Linked DNA regions of Mus musculus: region 1 is linked to region 2. Evidence: chromatin loops called from intact Hi-C (ENCODE). Cell type or tissue: heart. All regions are shown on one strand. Each heading gives the region's core, and the rest is flanking DNA. Links, peaks and the distances in the headings are about the cores only.

Region 1 (9,663 bases), core at 4,608-7,107, 110 kb before region 2:
GAATTCTTTGTTCAGCTCTGAGCCCCATTTTTTAATGGGGTTATTTGATTTTCTGGAGTCCACCTTCTTGAGTTCTTTATATATGTTGGATATAAGATATAATTTACAATTATATCTTACTTATATCTTACAAGACACAAGATACAATTTGCTAAACGCATGAAACTCAAGAAGAACGAAGACCAAAGTGTGGACATTTTGCCCCTTCTTAGAATTGGGAACAAAACACCCATGGAAGGAGTTACAGAGACAAAGTTTGGAGCTGTGACAAAAGGATGGACCATCTAGAGACTGCCATATCCAGGGATCCATCCCATAATCAACTTCCAAACGCTGACACCATTGCATACACTAGCAAGATTTTGCTGAAAGGACCCAGATATAGCGGTCTCTTGTGAGACTATGCAGGGGCCTAGCAAACACAGTGGATGCTCACAGTCAGCTATTGGATGGGTCACAGGAAGGAGCTAGAGAAAGTACCCAAGGAGCTAAAGGGATCTGCAACCCTATAGAAGGAACAACATTATGAACTAACCAGTACCCCGGAGCTCTTGTCTCTAGCTGCATATGTATCAAAGATGGCCTAGTTGGCCATCACTGGAAAGAGAGGCCCATTGGACTTGCAAACTTTATATGCCCCAGTTAGGGGAACGCCAGGGCCAAAAAGTGGGAGTGGGTGGGTAGGGGTGTGGGGGGAGGGTCTGGGGGACTTTTGGGATAGCATTGGAAATGTAAGTGAGGAAAATACCTAATAAAAAATATTAAAAAAAAAAAAGTAAGGGCGGTAAGGCAGGAGTTGGTAGGTTGGGAAGCACCCTCATAGAAGCAGGGGGAGGGGAGGGGAGGGAGGGGGCGATGCAGAGGGGAAACCCAGAAAGGGGATAACATTTGAAATGCAAATAAATAAAATAACCAATAAAAATGCAACAACAACAAAAAAAACCAAAAAACCTCATAATCTTTCCAACACCTTCATCAAAATTATGTTTTTAACAACATGGTACCTTTTCCCATTGTTATGACTGAAAACAAAGCAACCCGCTCTCTTTAATCCTGATCTGGGTTCTGGCTGTGTGTGCGCCCCATTGTTACTGTGGCTTCCCCCACCTACCTGCTCGCAGCACTGGGGGGCTAATTCTGTTAGGAATGAGGTGCTGGTTCAGGGCTTGCTGCTGCCCCAGACCAGGCTAAGCTGGTTTTTAGAGCCATGTTTCTTCCTCACTCGTTGCCTGTACAGTCCTGAGGACTCAAGTCAGAGTCTTGCACACGCTAAGCAGGTGCCTCATCACCAAGCGGTCGACTTTGGCCTGCTTGCTTACTTTTAAAGTTATAAGGACTTTTTGTTGAAAATATTAAGTACCAGCATATGTAAAGCTCAAATAGTAAATGGCTTATATCACCCAAATCTTAGATTTAAAAAAAAAAAAAAAGGCTTGTTTTTTCCCCTATGACATAATATAGATTTTTTTTGTAACAAAAAGCAATTATATAGGCTGTTTGATACTTCCGGTTTTTTGTTTTGTTTTGTTTTGTTTTGTTTGCTTAGCAATAACATGACATTGTTAATGTTTATTGAGCACTTAATACATGCCGACACTTCGCAAAGCATTAATATATTGTCTGGTTTCATCTGTATAGTAGCAGTCTTAACAACACCAAGCTTCTCACATTGTTGTAGATGAAGGTATCGCTATGCAAAGCAGTTGATTCCTACGAGGTCACTCAGTAAGCAACCAGTGTCTCATGAGTAGCTCCCCATCCTAGTGCAGATTATCGAATTTTGTTATTTTAAGTTGCAAATAATATATTTTGTGTAGGTGACCCTGACTGTTTCTTGCTGCAGTAGATAGTCAGCCTGTGGCTAGAAGTTACGTTTCTAGGGTGGAATCCTGCCTCAAAGTTTCTGTGGCTTTAAATTTGATGTATTCTACCAACTATTTTACCTAAAAAATGACTGCCAACTTATACTTGCAACAACATACATGCAAAAATGCTTGTCACCACTGTCAGTCTAGGGTTTGACATTGTGTACTTCTTAAATCTTTGCAGATATGATAGACAGTGTTTTACTCTTTTTTTTTTTTTAGTTTCTTTATATTTCAAATGTTATCCCCTTTCCTGATTTCCCCTCCAAAACCCTCCTCCCCCTGCTCCCCAACCCACCCTCTCCAGCTTCCCTCTGGCATTCCCCTACACTGGGGCATAGAACCTTCACAAGACCAAGGGCCTCTCCTCCCATTGATGACTATCTTCCTCTGCTACGTATGTAGCTGGAGCCATGAGTCCCACCATGTGTACTCTTTGGTTGGTGGTTAAGTATTTTTTTTCTCTTACACAGTTCATTCCTTGTATTATTGCTGACATCATGACTTTGTTTCTTTAGTGCATACTGTCAGTTTACCCAGTTCACTTTAGATTCCCATCTTACCTTCTCCTGAGTCCCTTTGACCCTTCACAAGCAGAGAGCTAGAAACACCCTTAGCCAGTAACAGTGTAACTTCCGGCAGTCTCCTGGGGATCCATTAGAAGCCTGCTGTGGGAGGAAGCTCTGGCTTTGTTTCTTCCTGTATTAGTTACTTGTTATTGCTGTGTTGACACAACGTGACCAATACAACTTACAGGAGAATGCTCATTAGAGTCTGTTTTAGCAGGGAGGCAGGGCTCCTGCTAGCAAACAGCAGACATGCTGGTCAGAGCAGGAAGCTGAAGGTTCAAGTCTTGAACCGTCACAGCAGGGTTCTCAGGGCCATGTCCAGTGACACACTTCCTCCCTCAAGGCCATACCTTTGAAATTTCCCAAACTGCACACATGCCAAACAATATTTGAGATAATTAGAAGACACATAGAAAAGCAGTACTGCAAAAATGGGCAAGAGTTTGTAAGGAAGGTTGGTTGAACAAGTTGTTTGCCAGTTAATTAATGGAACAACGTCTCAACAATTTCGTGTAGTGGGTGAGTGGCGTAGGATGAATAGATCTATGACAGGCACTGCAGCTGACACTGCTCAGGAGTTTCCTCCCTCCTCCCCCTGTCCTTCTGTCTTGGTCTGTCCTACTGTCCTACTCCTTTTATTTTCTGGTGTAGATGCTGCTTCTTCCTCCCCGTGTTTCTTCTTCCAGGTGCCTAGAAGTCCCACCTCTATCTCTCTGCCCAGCCATTGACCATTGGCTCTTTATTGAGCAATCCAAAACCAATTAGGGACAACGACCTTCAACATCTGGACATGCAGATTTCTGATTTGGGGGCCAAATCAAGACAAAGCATTGGAACCAATTCCCAACAGAATATTTGTATATAACACCTGTGCCTCCTTTCCTACATTTTAAAGCAGCCCTAAATTGTTTATAATACATGAGATATCAGTAGCTATTGGATTGTTTGGGGAATAATGACAAGTGGAGAAGTGTGAATTCCGGAAATGAACTAGTGGGCAAAAGGAGATGCAAAAATAGAAGGAAAGAGTGGTGTGTGTGTGTGTGTGTGTGTGTGTGTGTGTGTGTGTGTGTGTGTGTGTGAATATGTATATATGTATGTTAGTAGCACAGCTTGGAATCATTTAGGCAGAAATGTCACCTTTATCCTACTGAACAACATTTCTCTAAAACCTTTCTTCTGGAAGTCAGGTACCAGGACCATTCTCAATTTTAAAAAACAACAAAAAGGAGAGACAGGTTTATATCTGTCACCTTTAGAATTCACTTAATTTGGGGGGGTCTCATTTTTTATTGTCACAACTTATGAACCATAAGCAGTGAAATCCTCTTCTTTGTTGTCTTGGTTAGCATGTGAGTAGGTTTTCTATATCTGGAAGATGGGACTTGGTGGCATTTATATACACTCATTTTCTTATAACCCACTTGTTAGTCTCCTATTTGTAACAGATTGAAGGCTGAGAATATGGCAATATTTGTGTGTGTGTGTGTGTGTGTGTGTGTAGACGTGTGTGCCATTGAATGTGGATGTCAGATGAGAATCTCAGGGGTTGGTCAGTCATTTGCTTTCCATGTTGTTTGGTACAAGGTCTCTGGTTTGCTGCTTGCTTGTGTCAGTCTAGCTGGCACAAGAGCTCCTGGGAACTGTCCTGTCTCCACTTTTCATCTCACCTTGGGCATGGTGGGATTACACAGGATCACTACCTCCCCCAACTTTCCTGGATTCTGGGGACAGAACTCAGGTCTTCACACCTGCTCAGGGAGCCTTTTATCTAACATCTTAGTTACTTCTTTTTTTTTTTTTGGCTTTTCGAGACAGGGTTTCTCTGTGTAGCCCTGGCTGTCCTGGAACTCACTTTGTAGACCAGGCTGGCCTTGAACTCAGAAATCCGCCTGCCTCTGCCTCCCAAGTGCTGGGATTAAAGGCGTGTGCCACCACCACCCAGCTCTTAGTTACTTCTTTATTGTCACAACATAACACCACAACCAAGGCAAATTATTATTATTATTTAAAAAGAAGCATTTACTTTGAGACTGCTGATTCCATAGGATGGTAGAGTCCATAACCATCAAGGTGGGGAACATGGCAGCCAGCAAACAAGCATGACTGGAGCAGTGGCTGAGAGCTTACATCTGATCCACGAGCTCCAGGCTGTGGGCAGGGGATCCGGTTTGGGGGTTAGAGATGGCTAACTGGGAATGACATAGACTTTTAAAACCTCAAATCCCATAGCGACACACCTCCTCCAATAAGGCCATGTGTCTTTATCCTTCCCACACTACCAACTGGGGTCCAAGCATTCAAACATAGGAGCCTGTGGGGCCCATTCTCATCCAAGCCTCCACATCCACTGAGCCATCTCTCCAGCTGGAGAATTTGACATTTTGACCACAGCTTTGTTCTGCATAAATTACAAACCAAATCACAGAGCATTTTATTACTACACAGACAGGAGACCCGATCTTTCTTCCCATCATTAGGATGAAAGGCTCCATCAAACATCTGGGTAAGATGATGTGAGTTAATTTGTGGGGTTTGCAAAAATTAATAGTAATTAACCCCTGATACCCTGGGTGGGGGTGGGGGTGGGAGTCATCTGTAGGATCACCCCAGAGTCAAATAAGAGCTTCAGAGAAGCAAAATGAGAGTGCAATATTAATGAAAAAAAAATCCAGAACACTTGATGCAGCATATGGAGTTCTGTAGAGATGGTGTGTATGTGTCAATGGAAGGTGTGGCAGTCTGAATAAAAATGGCACCCATAGACTCGTAGAGAGTGGACTTATTGGAGTAGGTGTGGCCTTAGTGGAGGAAGTGTGTCACTGGGAGGGTGGGCTTTGAGGTTTCAGAAGTTCAAGACAAGCCTAGTGGCTCACTCTTCCTGCTGCCTGAAGATCCAGATGTAGGACTCTCTGCTACCTCTCCCGCAGCCTATCTGCCTACTGCCACCATGCTTCCCACCATGATGACAATGGACTAAACCTCTGAACTGTAAGCCGGTTTTTCCTTTATATGAGTTGCCAGTGGGTATGGTGTCTGTTTACAGCAATAAAATCCTAATGCAAAGGGCACATGTGGGCAGTCTCCTTGACATACCTCCCCTGGGCTTCATTCCTCCAGCCAGTTCACGCATTCAGTGTCGTGCAGTTCTTACTACGTCTTAACCGAGTTTGTTAAAGTTTAGTTTCTTTATAAAATTAGCATAAGCAAGGGTGGACAATGAGAACATGGCGAAGATAAAGAGCATTGACTTGTGTAAGACACCAGTGACGTGGTCAACACACACCTTCCTTTCCTTTAGAGTATTTCCCCCCTCTCCAGGCTTCTCACGGCACTTAACATTATCTAAGGAAAGAGACTTAACTTGGTTCCCAACTGCAGTGCTTTATTATGAGTCAGAGATTTTTGTCTGCAGGTGAACCCTCAACCCTTTCATTTCTGGTTGGTTTGGTTTTTTTTTTTTTTTTTTTTTTTTTTTTAATCACTGCCATTCCTCATACTTTGTGGTTTTTTGGAGATGCGTTTTTTCATGGGAAGCTACTGGAGAAAAGTTGAATTCTACAGGAAGGTACCTTGGACGAAATTGCAGCCATTTAGTGGCTGAGCAGAGTGGCCACTAGAGGGCAGCAAATAGTCTTGTCTATGTATGAAGGCAACTCTGGCTCAGAGCACAGAACACCACAGAAAAGGAAAAGACATGTGGGACAGACATTTTGGCGTCCTTCTTTGCATTTAACTGTACATTCTTTGATGGAGAGATTTGTGGATTTTAGTGCTAGTGAGGTTATTAAAGACAAAGGAAACCGGAAGGAATAAAGTTTCTATAAGAGCAGGTTCACAGCGGTGTTGATGGCTCTCCTGCTATAGACATCTTAAGTCTTTAGCATAAAATTAGACTTCTTGGCTCTGCAGGAGGCCGAGGGATGGGGTTTCTCTGTTACTCAGTCAGCCAGAATGCCCTCACATTTGAGAACCACTACATTTACAGAAAGTGGGTATGTTTGCTTGCTTACTGTTTAGTTTATGACACATACAAGTATGGCTGTTCTGCATTACTGAACACACATAAACATAAAAATTAAAAACACAGACACCAAATTGAAGTTTACATGGCAACTTTCCACATGGCATCTGGAGGACAGTGGGAAGAACAGATGCTAATTAACACTATCTAAGTGACCATTCTGGTGTCATGATTTTGTTTTACTCCAGCAGTCAGTAGGAGGCAGCATGAGTCTCTGTAGAGGTTTTATTTTTGCTTCAACGATGTCCTCTGAAGTTCTATCTTTATCTCCCCCTCTCTGTTTTTCTGCCATCTCACAATGTAACATCTTTAAAGATTGACTTTTGTGTATATGACTCTTTTGCCTACATGTATGCCTGTGCACTATGTGCATGCTTGGTGCTCTTGGAGGCCAGGAGAAGGCACTAGACCCCCTGGAACTGGTTGTCTGGAAGAGAAGTCAGGCTTCTTATTGACGGAGTTATCTCTCCAGTCCCCCATTACTAACATTTGATGTTTGAAAATGTCATATTTTACTACATATGATCTTAAATGTTCCTCAAGGGTCCATGTGTTAAGGGCTTTCTGTTTCTCCTGAGCAGGATAACTTAGTTCCATTAACATAACAGGGTTAATATCTCTTTTTAATGATCACTTACTGCATGCCTGGCCCAATGCTCAAAAGAAGCACATGCAGAGGAGCCCCCACTCTGTAGGGGAGGAAGGAGACTATACGAGGTCTGGGGTCACCCAAGTGTTTACCCAGATTTCAAAGGAAACGGTGAGAGGCCAGGCCATGTGTGGTAGGACTGAGGTCCCTGCAGGTGCTGAACAAACTATGGGAGTATAGCCTAAGATACTGTGGGGACAATCCAGGAATGTGGAATGTCCCCTGAAGAAGACTGCAGGCAGCGGCCATACCCGATCAACCGAAAGAGAGAAGCCACTTGGGCCACAAGTGGTGAGACTGTAAGTGGGCAGGAAAGGAAAGAATTGTAGGTGTTATGATATGGTATATACAGGGAGTCCTGGGAGCGTGCGGTGGAACTGGCTGCAGATATCAAGGTTGAGAAACCCTGGCCAGGCTTAAGTAACAACACAAGGGGCTGGTGAGATGGCTCGGTAGGTTAAGGTGCATGCTACCAAGCTTGATATCCTGGGTTCCATCCACATGACAGATGAAAAGAGCTGACTTCTCAGAGTTGTCCTCTGACCTCTACACGCAAACCTCCCTACATGCACAATCACTAAAAGTAATTCTTAAAAAGAAACAATACAAGAAAACTAAAACCCACTTCCCTCCTCCAAGGTTGGCCTGGAGACTTTGTAATGTGTAACCTGGGCTCAGCTGAGTGACAGCTCCTCATCCCAGCTTCAAGGGTTGCCTGGCAGCACACTAACCAGATAGGACTCTTGAGCTCCTGGTGGGCAGGGGGAAGCAGCAGCTACCTGTTAGCTCGTATGGACTATTGCTGATCCATGACCTCACCTCTATAATATACACACTGGCTCTTCAACTCTCCACTTTCCCAGGATTCCCCTTAATGCCTCTGACCTTCAAGTCCTGTGATAAAGGCTTCTCATTTCTACAGGACACGCATATCATGTATATCACAAGAATAAAGAACAGCATGTTACTCCATCCACATGAGCTCCACATCATGCCTGTGTTTCAACCACCTCTTGTTCTGTCTGATTTTTTAAAAATTTTGCTTATTTTTTAAAAATATTTATGTATTTATTATATGTAAGTACACTGAAGCTGTCTTCAGACACTCCAGAAGAGGGAAACAGTTGGGTGCTCTTACCTGCTGAGCCATCTCACCAGCCCCCTGTCTGATTTTTTTTTTTTTTTGGTTTTCGAGACAGGGTTTCTCTGTATAGCCCTGGCTGTCCTGGAACTCACTTTGTAGACCAGGCTGGCCTCGAACTCAGAAATCAGCCTGCCTCTGCCTCCTGAGTGCCACCACGCCTGGCTGTTCTGTCTGATTTTTACATCCATATCTGACTGCCTTACTGACAGCCTACAGTGAGGACCTCCTGCCCCACCATCAGACATGAAGACAGCAATCTGACTGCTTAACTGATCTTCATAATTAAGTTGTTGCAAGTGAAGTCACTGCAACAAGTATGTGTGTATTTATATACACACATAAGCATTTTAGAATTGCTATGGTGTGTGTTACAAGAATCCTGGGGGCTGCCTTGTAGTCACCAGATGATACCAGAAAAATCAAGGTCCCTTCCAGAGGTTCTTAGTAAATTAATAGTGGACTCAAATGGAAGCTCAAGAAAATAATTTATTAGAGTTTAAAATAAAACCCCAGGGCAGGCATGCTGCCAGTCTCTTTAGATGCCTGGAGGAGGGGGAAAAAAAAAGCCATGCTATTTGAATTACTGGTCTGGAGGTCCTCCACAGATACTGGCAGGCAGCCACGTGGCAGGGAGGGAGGGAAGGAAAGAGGGAGGGAGGGAGGAAGGGAGGGAGTAAGAAATTCCAAATCAGAAAAAGAATGTTTAGGTTTTGTCTAGCATTTGAAAGAAAAGGACATGGAGAAAGGGGGCGGGGGGTGTTAGGACTCAACAAACTTCACGGCAACCTCTTGGGAGTTTGCAGGGACTATGAACTAGGGTCAAGAATTCTGGGAAGGAAAAGTACAATATCTCATTAAAGGAATGAATGATTGTCTTTTTTTTTTTTTAATTCCTTATAGCTTAAGGTGAACCTGTCTTCCTAGGGCTGATCCCTAAGCCAGGTCATTAATCCTGTTCAATTGTAGGTACCCACTCAGGTCAGAGGTTCTTGTCTCCTGACCAGGATTTTTCCCCTAATGGGCCTTTAATCATAATACTTGGGACATGGAGTGTCCTTCCAAAAGGATCGGTCCTTAGGTGGTGGTATTTATTGTTGAGAGGTGAATGGATTTTTTTGAGGGTGCTAACCACCAATGGATGAATCCAATGGTGAGTTCATAGCTGAATAGGCTGCTGGGATGAGGTGCCTAGCTGAGCAGGAGGACATGGCTCTGTGGGTCATTAGGTGTGTGACTTTGAAGACAATCTTTTACTCCTTTTTGCTGCCATGAAGCAAGCAGCTTTCTACAGCGCTGTCCTCCTACCGCAATGTTTCTGCCCTTCCACAGACTTCAAAGCAACAGAGCCTGCTGTCTTACCCCGCAAGCATAAACCCAAATAAATTTTCCTTCCTTACTATCTTATCTCAGAA
Region 2 (9,663 bases), core at 4,253-6,752:
TACTTTCTTACTTCAAGAAGAAAGAATGGGGGCACATTCACAAACAAATCAATGCAAAATCAAGCCCAACTGTGTAAAAACTCACTGTCCAATGTCTGTTATCCACTCAGGAGCTTCTGAGCTCCTCCAAATGGTTTGGGTCACTTCTGTGGCTCCTCCTTCTCCAGCTCATCTTCTAGGCTACCACAGGCTCCACTCCACCATGACGGCTGCTATTCTTGGTGAAATAATCACAGTACTGGTATCTCCAAAATGCTGGGATCTTCAGCTGTAACTGGACTGCATTGCTACCTGTAGCCATTCCTGGGCTCTCTTCATAGTGCCAACCCTCAGCTTCTTTACAGGACTCCTTCAATTCTGGAGCTTCCACAGATTACTGAGGTCGCATCTTCACCAATGGTGTCTTTTCACCTTTCATAGTGCCAAGGCTTAGACCCCGTCATGGCTTCAAAACTTGTATAACCTGGGAGATGCTTACACTACCAAGTATGATGATCAACATGACGTATAAACTTGGCCACCTCTGGAACACAGCTTCTGTGTGCAGACAATGAGGAAATGTTTTCCAGAAGTGTTTGCCTCAGTGATGCTTGTCTCTTCTTAATCACCACTTATTTCTTACCTCCAGATGACCAACATCGATTTTCCCAGCAAAGCCGAGATTTCACTTTAGTAGGTCTGATACCTTGTGAGACCCATCTGATTCCTCAGCCTTAGAATCACCGATTCTTATCTTAAAATAGGCAACATTCTTTTTTGTTTGTTTGTTTTCTGAGACAGGGTTTCTCTGCGTAGCCCTGGCTGTCCTGGAACTCACTCTGTAGACCAGGCTGGCCTCGAACTCAGAAATCCGCCTGCCTCTGCCTCCCAAGTGCTGGGATTAAAGGCATGCACCACCACGCCCGGCTAATAGGCAACATTCTTAATAGAGTCTTTGAGTGATTTCCATACTTCCTTTGGACACTTTACAAGCCAGGCCTCCATCATCTCCATTGCCTTCAGCATTCTTATCTTCCAAGTTCCTCCAGAACAGCTTACTGAACTCTGATTGTTCAATGGCTTTTCTAGCCTAAAGCTCCAAAGTCTTTCCATAATCCTCCCCAAACCAGTATGTCATGTCTATCACAGCAATACTCGACTCCTGGTACTAACTTCTGTCTTAGGTAATGTTCAGGAGGATTTATTTGTCTTATACTTCTATATCATATTCCATCACTGAAGGGAGTCAGGACAGGAATTCAAACACGCATAAACTTGGAGACAGGAGCTAATGCAGAGGCCTTGCAGAGGTGCTGCTTGCTGGCTTGATACTCTGGCTGCCTCAGTCTGCTTTCTTATAGCACCTAGACCACCAGCTCATGAGTGACCCTATCCATAGTAGACTTGGCCTTTCCACATCAATTATAATTAAGCAAATACCCCATAGGTTTAAATATAGCTTGATCTTTGGATGCATTTTCTCAAATGAGTTTCCTAACTCTCTGTTGATCCTAGCTTGTGTCATATTGACATAAAGCCAGCCAGTTCCCAACACTCCCCCCCTCATTTTTTCTTCCTTCCATATTTCCTCACTTTCTCCCTTCCCTGGTCATTTTAAAGGATTAGTGACTATACGTAGAGTAAATTCACTGTGAATTCTAGGGAGGTGATTCATTTTCACCTTTTCTACGTCCCAACTAGAAATGAAAGGCTTGGCCTTCTTGAGTCTGGCTTCAATAGTGTACTGGCTGGTTTTGTGTGTCAACTTGACACAAGCTAGAGTTATCACAGAGAAAGGAGCTTCAGTTGGGGAAGTGCCTCCATGAGATGCAGCTGTGGGGCATTTTCTCAATTAGTGATCAAGGGGGAAGGGCCCCTTGTGGGTGGGACCATCCTTGGGCTGGGAGTCTTGGGTTCTATAAGAGAGCAGGCTGAGCAAGCCAGGGGAAGCAAGCCAGTAAAGAACATCCCTCCATGGCCTCTGCATCAGCTCCTGCTTTCTGACCTGCTTGAGTTCCAGTCCTGACTTTCTTTGGTGATAATAGCAGTGTGGAAATGTAAGCTGAATAAACCCTTTCCTCCCCAACTGCTTCTTGGTCATGATGTTTGTGCAGGAATAGAAACCCTGACTAAGACAAATAGTAACAGTAGAAATGAAGGCAGTATAATCAAGGAGAGAGTTACCAGATACAAAGTCCAGGTAGCCCCTGGGCTCAGGTCAAAAGAAAACTCCTTTTGTCGATTTTATAAAATTCTTTTTTTTTCCCTTTCTTTTTGGTTATTTTATTTATTTACATCTCAAGTGTTATCCTCCTTCCCATTTAAACCCACTATCCTCTCCCCTGTCCTCCCTGCTTCTACGAAGGTGCTTCCCCCCATCTACCCACTCCTGCCTCATTACCCTACGCTGGGTTATTGAGCCTCCACAGGACCAAGAGGTTCTACCCTTCCATTGATGCCAGATAAGGTAATCCTCTGCTACATATGCAGCTGGAGCCATTGGTCCTTCTATGTGTACTCTTTGGTTGGTGGTTTAGTCCCTGGCAGCTTTGGGGAGTCTTTGGTTGGTTGATATTGTTCTTCCTATGGCGTTGCTAACCCCTTCAGCTCCTTCAGTTCTTCTTCTAACTCCTCTATTGGGGTCACTGTGCTTAGTCCTATGGTTGGCTGTATGCATCCACATCTGCCCTGGTCAGGCTCTGGCACAGCCACTCAGGGGGATTGCTATACCAGGCAAGCACTTCTTGGCATGAGCAATGGTGTCTGGATTTGGTGTATGCAGAAGGGATGGATCCTTTGATGGGGCAGTCTCTGGATGGCCTTCTCTTCAGTCTCTGCTCCAATCTTTGTCACTGCATTTCTTTTTAACAAGAGCAATTCTGGATCAATATTTTTGAGATGGGTGGGTGGCCTCATTCCTCAACCAAGGATGGTGCCTATCCACTGGATGTGGTCTCTACAGGTTCTTTCTGCCCTTTGTTGGGTATTTTGGTTAATGTCATTCCTGTTGGGTCCTGGGAACCTCTTGGGTCCCTGGCATCTGGAACTTTCTAGTGGCTACCCCCAGTTCCCCATTCCCTGGCCGCTACACACCTCCATTTAATTTCCTGACCCTCTTTACTCCTCCCCCCCGTCTCCTCCCACAACTGATCCTGCCCTCTTTTCTCTCCCCTTCCTCTCTCCCTCCCAGGTCCCTCTCCCTCCCTCATTCAGAGGGTCATGACCCTTCTGAATGTTGAATGACCTTTTCCTAGAAGTTGCCCAAGATCACCAGAAAACACAGATATTTTCATTATGATTCATAACAATAGCAAAATTAGAGTCATGAAGTAGCAACAAAAGTAATTTTACGGTTGGGGTTATGGCAACATGAATAATTGTATTAAAGGATCATAGAACTAGGAAGGTTGAGAACTACTGCTCTAACGTTTTCCTTAATTATGAATTTAGATCTCCCTGTATCATTTTCATGTTGTAAATGAGTCTTTCAGCAAGAAAAATTCAAGATACTTTCCTATTAAATGAGAAGTGTTTTGAACCTTGAAAATATCCTTCATGCTCATTATAGTTTACAACTAGATCTTACTATTTAGCCTGATAATTAATTCACATTACTTAATTTGAGGCTTTAAGTATTATTTGATAACTATATTTGCACATTATTATTGTTCTTTTGAAATTATAATATGTGTTATCTTATGTTACACATTTAAACATACTGCCATGCAAAGACATATAACTATCACTTAGCTATCGTGGGTGTTACTAAAGTGGGATCTAGCTCAAAGGGAGGTCCCAAGGCATGACACTATTACTGAGGCTATGGAAAACTTACAAAAGGGACCTATCATGACTGTCCTTCAAAAGACCCAACAAGCAGCTGAAAAAGTCAAATGCATATATTTACACCCAACCAATGGACAAAAGCAGTTGACCCCTGTTGCTGAATAAGAGAAGGCTGAAAGAAGCTGAGGAGAAGGGTGATCCTGTAGGAGGACCAGCAGCCTCAATTAATCTGGATCCCTGAGCTCTCCCAAACACTGGACCACCAAACAGACAGCACACACCAGCTGATATGAGGCCCCCAATACACATACAGTAGAGGATTTTCCAGGTCTGTGTTCATTCAGAGATGATGCACCTAACCCTGAAGAGACTGGAGGCCCCAGGGAATTTAGAGGTCAGGTGGGGAGGGGGCATCCACGTGGAGACAGCGAAGTAGGCAGGAGGTGTGGGATGTGGAGCAGTCAGAGGGTGGATGGGGGTGGGGGATAAAATATGGAGTGTAAAAAAAATAAAAAGAAAAAAAAACCAAGGAAGAAAAAAACAAAGGAAAGAAAAGGAAATGAACCGCGTTATCCATGAGCACATGATAAAAGAAAAAAAAAAAACCTTTGAAATATGCTCTAAAGAGATATTCATAGAAAATATGCTCTGGGAACAAACCTTACCAAAAATTTCTTTTAAGGACTTGAGACAGTCTTACTATGTAACGCAGGCTGAAATAAACAGTCACAGGAATGATGTCCTTTTTTAATTCCTGAAAAAATGAATAATTATTAAAAGCACACTGAGAACATGACATGATTCCGGTAGTGATTTCTAAAAGGAGAGGCTTTGGAGTAGAGGAGGAAGGATATATCTGCATGCAGCGATCAACCAAGGATCAGATTTCACCATGAAGACATTCTGCATCAGGTCTGTAAATGACAACTGTTTTCATGTGAAATGTCCTGGCTTTCTCTGGCCTCTATGCAACCTCCCTTGACTCTGCTCTTAGACCCAGCTCAGGTTTAATTTCCCCTCTTTACTGCCACTGCCCTCTTTTGGCTCTTACACTGGACACCTATTTCTTTCCAGCTACAATTCAATGTGTTATTCTGGGCTGGAAACACCTTGAGATTAGAATTGCAATCTTGTGTTACAAGCGAAAAAAACAATTCCTCAAGATTAGTTCTGCTGAGTTAATATAGTGGAAATGAGTGAAGCTAACAATTAAAAGGCAGACAATAAGTCTCAGGCCACATGATAACTGAGGGGGAGCGTAAGGAAGGGTGGGGAGGCTAGCTGGCACCAGCCAGTCTGATGTCCAATGCTGATAGGAGATTGTGTGTGTGTGTGTGTGTATTCATGAAAGTAGTGGTAGTGCAAGGGTAGTGAGCATATAACTGTGTATAAATATTTTTAATATAGCATTGTTCTCCGACCTTTACAAGCATATACTTGTGTGTACTCTTGCAACACATGCATACACACATGTATACACACATCCATACACACATGCATACACACATGCATACACACATGCACACAAATGCTAACTCCTTGTTCAGTTTCTCAGATATAGCTAAAGCCTTTATTCTGCTCTCTCTCTCTCTCTCAATCCTAGACTTATGAATTTACAGACAGCCCTGAACTTCCTGGCCACCAAAGCAAAGGTCCCTAGGGCATAGAGTCTCTCAGTCTTGGCATTTGTCCCTATTTTCCACATCCTGTTCAAGATCCAAAATAAAACAAAACCCACATTGTCACATAAAAACAAGCTGGAGATTGATTTCATTTGAGAACTCAAAATGTTCCCTGAGTCTACTATAAAAATAACACTACATTTCAATTTTAAATGATCTGTTCATGTGTGTTCTTACAAGACCCTACAGTTTCATACCATACAAAAAACTTGAGTCTGCTTCTAACAAAATATCAAACCATTTTCCAGGTGCTAAACTGTATGGAAGTAGAGCCTACACTTGTTATAAAGCTGCTAACGATTATAAATTTGCTTTGTAGCTTGAATGTTTGTGACATTATCATAATTTTATATTTCAGACCACAGAGGGAGGTCATCATTATCATGGTCATTTTTTTTTTAAAGAAACAGTATGATACCTCCAAAAGGAGTATCCACAAGTGCTGAACTTGTGACTCTAACATGATTCTCTCCAGTGCCCAAAAGTGTTCATGGCAAGATATCCCAAGAGTACAATAGTGGCACTTATGTATTGGGGTGACCAACAGCCTAGTTAAAATTAAGGCCCATTTAATAGGAGAAATTAATGTCTCAGACTGTAAAACTAGCCAACTTCCCCTTGGCTGATGAGGTTATAGACCTTAGAGGATGCTCTACTTCTGTTACTTTCCCAAGTCAGTGAAAATTTGTAACTGTATTCTAAATATGCATCTTTATACCTACAGGTAAATGTAGTTCTCACTCCTCATCAAATAAATTTCTCTTTGTACCAGCTGGAGAATTATTACAGAATTCCATAGCTGATCAAAATGTAGAAAACAACTGACCATGGGATGCCCAGCTGTGATAGTTTGTATATTCTTGGACCAGGGAGTGGCACCATTTGGAGGTGTGGCCTTATTGGAATAGGTGTGACTTGGTTGGTGTAGGTGTGTCACTGTGGGTGTGGGCTTAAGACCCTCATCCTAGTTGCCTAAAAGTCAGTCTTCCACTAGTAGCCTTTGGATGAAGACGTAGAGCGCTCAGCTCTGCCTGTGTCATGCCTGCCTGGATACTCCCACTTTGATGATAATGGGCTGAACATCTGAACCTGTATGCCAGCCCCAATTAAATGTTGATTTTTTATAAGACCTGCCTTGGTCATGGTGTCTGTTCACAGCAGTAAAACCCTAACTAAGACACCATCCCAACTGACACATCTACAACACAACCTCTGTCCCTAACAGTTAGGGAACACCATAGGAGAGGAGGAAGAAACCTTTTAAGAGACAAAGGACCAAGGTATCTGGTGTGAGATAATGGCTCCCCAAAATGTTGCCTAAATAAGACCTGCACAATGAGAATAGTAGTTGACATTCCAAGATGAATGGGGAAAACATAACAAGGCTCCCACTCCTAGATGCAAAGCTACAAGCAATTCTTGAGAAAGAAAGAATGAACTTTCTCCAGGGCCAAACACTCTGATAGGCTATACAGTTTCAAATATATATATATATATAATATATATATATATATACAAAACCAAATGTTCTCAGCAGTGTGTGCTTCCTTATATATTCCATTCAAGCATTAAATAAATTAAACATACCACTTTAAAAATTCTTACTAGGTTGTATTCAAGCATTGAATATAAATGGAAGAAGACAACATAAATTTGAGAGAGCATTAGGAGCATGGAAGGAGTTGGTAAGGGAGAGGGGGAGGTAGAAATGATATCAATACAGCAAACACATATAAAACTTTCAATAAATAAATAAAATTATAAAAATAAAGAATAGTACCACCAGACAGTACCAAATTTGTTTGTGAGAACCTATGTAATTTAAAAAATAGATACGACCAGAGTATGCTTTGAATAGGCTAATATTTACTTCTGAAATGGAAAATTCTGTCAATATGAAGAAAAGCTAGAGCCAAGGAAGTTGTTGGAAGAATTTTCACTAGGGGTTAAGAGTTGAAAGCTATCATTGTAGAGTCTTAGCGGCTTTGGGCTGAAAGAGAAGGTGGATACTTAGCATAAGATGTATTGCCTAGGAGGGTGTTTTTTTTAAATTATTATTATTATTTATTAGAACTACAAAAATCCTGCAATTTTAAAATGAAGGCTATACATGGGTGTAAAAATATATAAACATATAAGCCTACATGAATGAGTCTATAAATGAATGTAGCCATATTTCCTGATAAGTATGTATGAAACATGCTAACCTAATCAACTATACATGACAAAAATGCAGAAAAATATTTACTTGCCATTACTTTTTTTCAGTTAACCTAGGGAAGGCACATTAATCGCAAAACAAATAATGGATCCAAACGAATTGTTCTGAGCTTTAAATGCCATCTGTGCCTTTTTTTTAATTTATTTTTTTATTAGGTATTTTCCTCGTTTACATTTTCAATGCTATCCCAAAAGTCCCCCATACCCACCCCCCCAATCCCCTACCCACCCACTCCCCCTTTTTGGCCCTGGGGTTCCCCTGTACTGGGGCATATAAAGTTTGCAAGTCCAATGGGCCTCTCTTTGCAGTGATGGCCGACTAGGCCATCTTTTGATACATATGCAGCTAGAGACAAGAGCTCCGGGGTACTGGTTAGTTCATAATGTTGTTCCACCTATAGGGTTGCAGTTCCTAGGAGGGTGTTTTAAGGTGATACGTTTGACTCATTGAATTTTTTGAACAGAATATACAACATTAGAAATAAAAAGGACCTACAACTAAATGGCAAGATCTCATAATGGGTCTCATAATGACCATGCGTACAAATGGACATAAATGATATTTCACATAGCTATAGCAATTGTGATGTGACATAAAGTGAAAGATATATGACTTTTACTGTTAAAGACAGGCATGTGCTAATCCATTGTGATTCTTTCCTACTTCATAAAGACAAAAGTCATTTAGTGTTGCAAAATTCTGTATCACACCAGAAAACCTACACACTCACAGAAACTGAACAACTCTCTATTCAATGATCTCTAGGTCAGGGAGGAAATAGCAAAAGGAGTTAAACACTTTCTACAATTTAGTGAAAATGATGCACAACATACCCAAATTTATGGGACACAATGAAAGCAGTGCTAAGAGGAAAGTTTATAGCATTAAGTCCCTCTGTAAAGAAATTAGAAAGTCTTCATAATTTAAATGTATAACTGAAAACTCTAGGAAAAAAAAAGGAAGCAAACACACTTAAAAGGAGGAGAAGGCAGGAAATAATCAAAATAGAAGCTGCAATCAATCAGTTAGAAACAAAGAAAACAATACAGAGGATCACTGAAACTAAAAGTTGGTTCTTTGAAAATCAACAATATAGACAAACCCTTAGTAAAACTAATCAAAAGACAGAGAGACAGTATTCAATTAAAAAAAACCAGAAGTGAAAGGGGAGACATCACAACTAACACTGAGGAAATTTAAAAAGTCATTAGGTTGTACTTTAAAAGCCTGCACTCCACAAAATTGGAAAATCTTAACAAAATGGATGGTTTTCTAGACAGATCCACTTACCAAAGTTAAATCAAGATCAGGTAAATTATTTACACAGCCCTTTAACTCCCAAAGAAATAGGAGCAGTCATTAAAAGTCTCTCAACTAAAAAGAAAGTCCAGGGCAAGATAGTTTCAGTGCACAATTCTACCAGTCCTTCAAAGAAGAGCTAATACCAATATTCCTCAAATTATTTCACAAAATAGAAACTGAAGGAATACTGCCAAACTCATTCTATGAAGACACAATTACCCCAATACTTAAACCACACAAAGACTAAACAAAGAGAGTTCCAAACCAATTTCTTTTATGAACACTGCTGCAAAAATACACAAACCAAATTCAGGAACATACCAAAAACATCATTGATCATGATCAAATAGGTTTCATCCCAGGGATGCAGGGATGGTTCAATATAAGAAAATCCATCAACATAATAAACCATAAAAGCAAATTGAAAGAAAGAAATCACATGATCATTAGATTCGGAAAAAGCCATTGAAAAATCCAACACTCCTTCATGCTAAAAGTCTTAGAGTGATCAAGGATACAAGGCACATACCTAAGCATAATAAAAAAGAATATACAGCAATATTCTTTAGTGGAGAGAAACTTAAAGCAAGTCCATTAAAATCAGAGAAAATATAAGGGTTCTCAGGCTCTCCATATATTTAACATAGTACTTGAAGTTCTAGCGAGAGCAATAAAACACTAAAGGAGATCATC

Evidence for each region. A loop is a pair of places that touch in the nucleus more often than their neighbours do. Peaks named below come from ENCODE experiments on the same cell type or tissue, not always from the same donor. Only the 100,000 strongest peaks of a DNase experiment are listed, where the experiment ranks them.
Region 1: a loop joins it to region 2, with 2.4 times the contacts of the local background. A loop is called at or near these places in 6 of 42 quality-filtered maps.

The regions. Positions count from the first base shown.
Region 1 is chr3:57,445,079-57,454,741 of GRCm38, reverse strand. No RefSeq gene overlaps it. Among named protein-coding and RNA genes, the nearest start is that of Tm4sf4, 24 kb to the right of the region's middle. In heart, for the core only: CTCF peaks have their summits at 5,835, 6,043 (motif pointing right) and 6,659 (motif pointing right); no DNase peak of the experiment used is centred there.
Region 2 is chr3:57,331,007-57,340,669 of GRCm38, reverse strand. It overlaps a transcript of Tm4sf1 not described here. Among named protein-coding and RNA genes, the nearest start is that of Gm51274, 18 kb to the right of the region's middle. In heart, for the core only: no CTCF peak of the experiment used is centred there; a DNase peak (open chromatin) is centred at 5,439.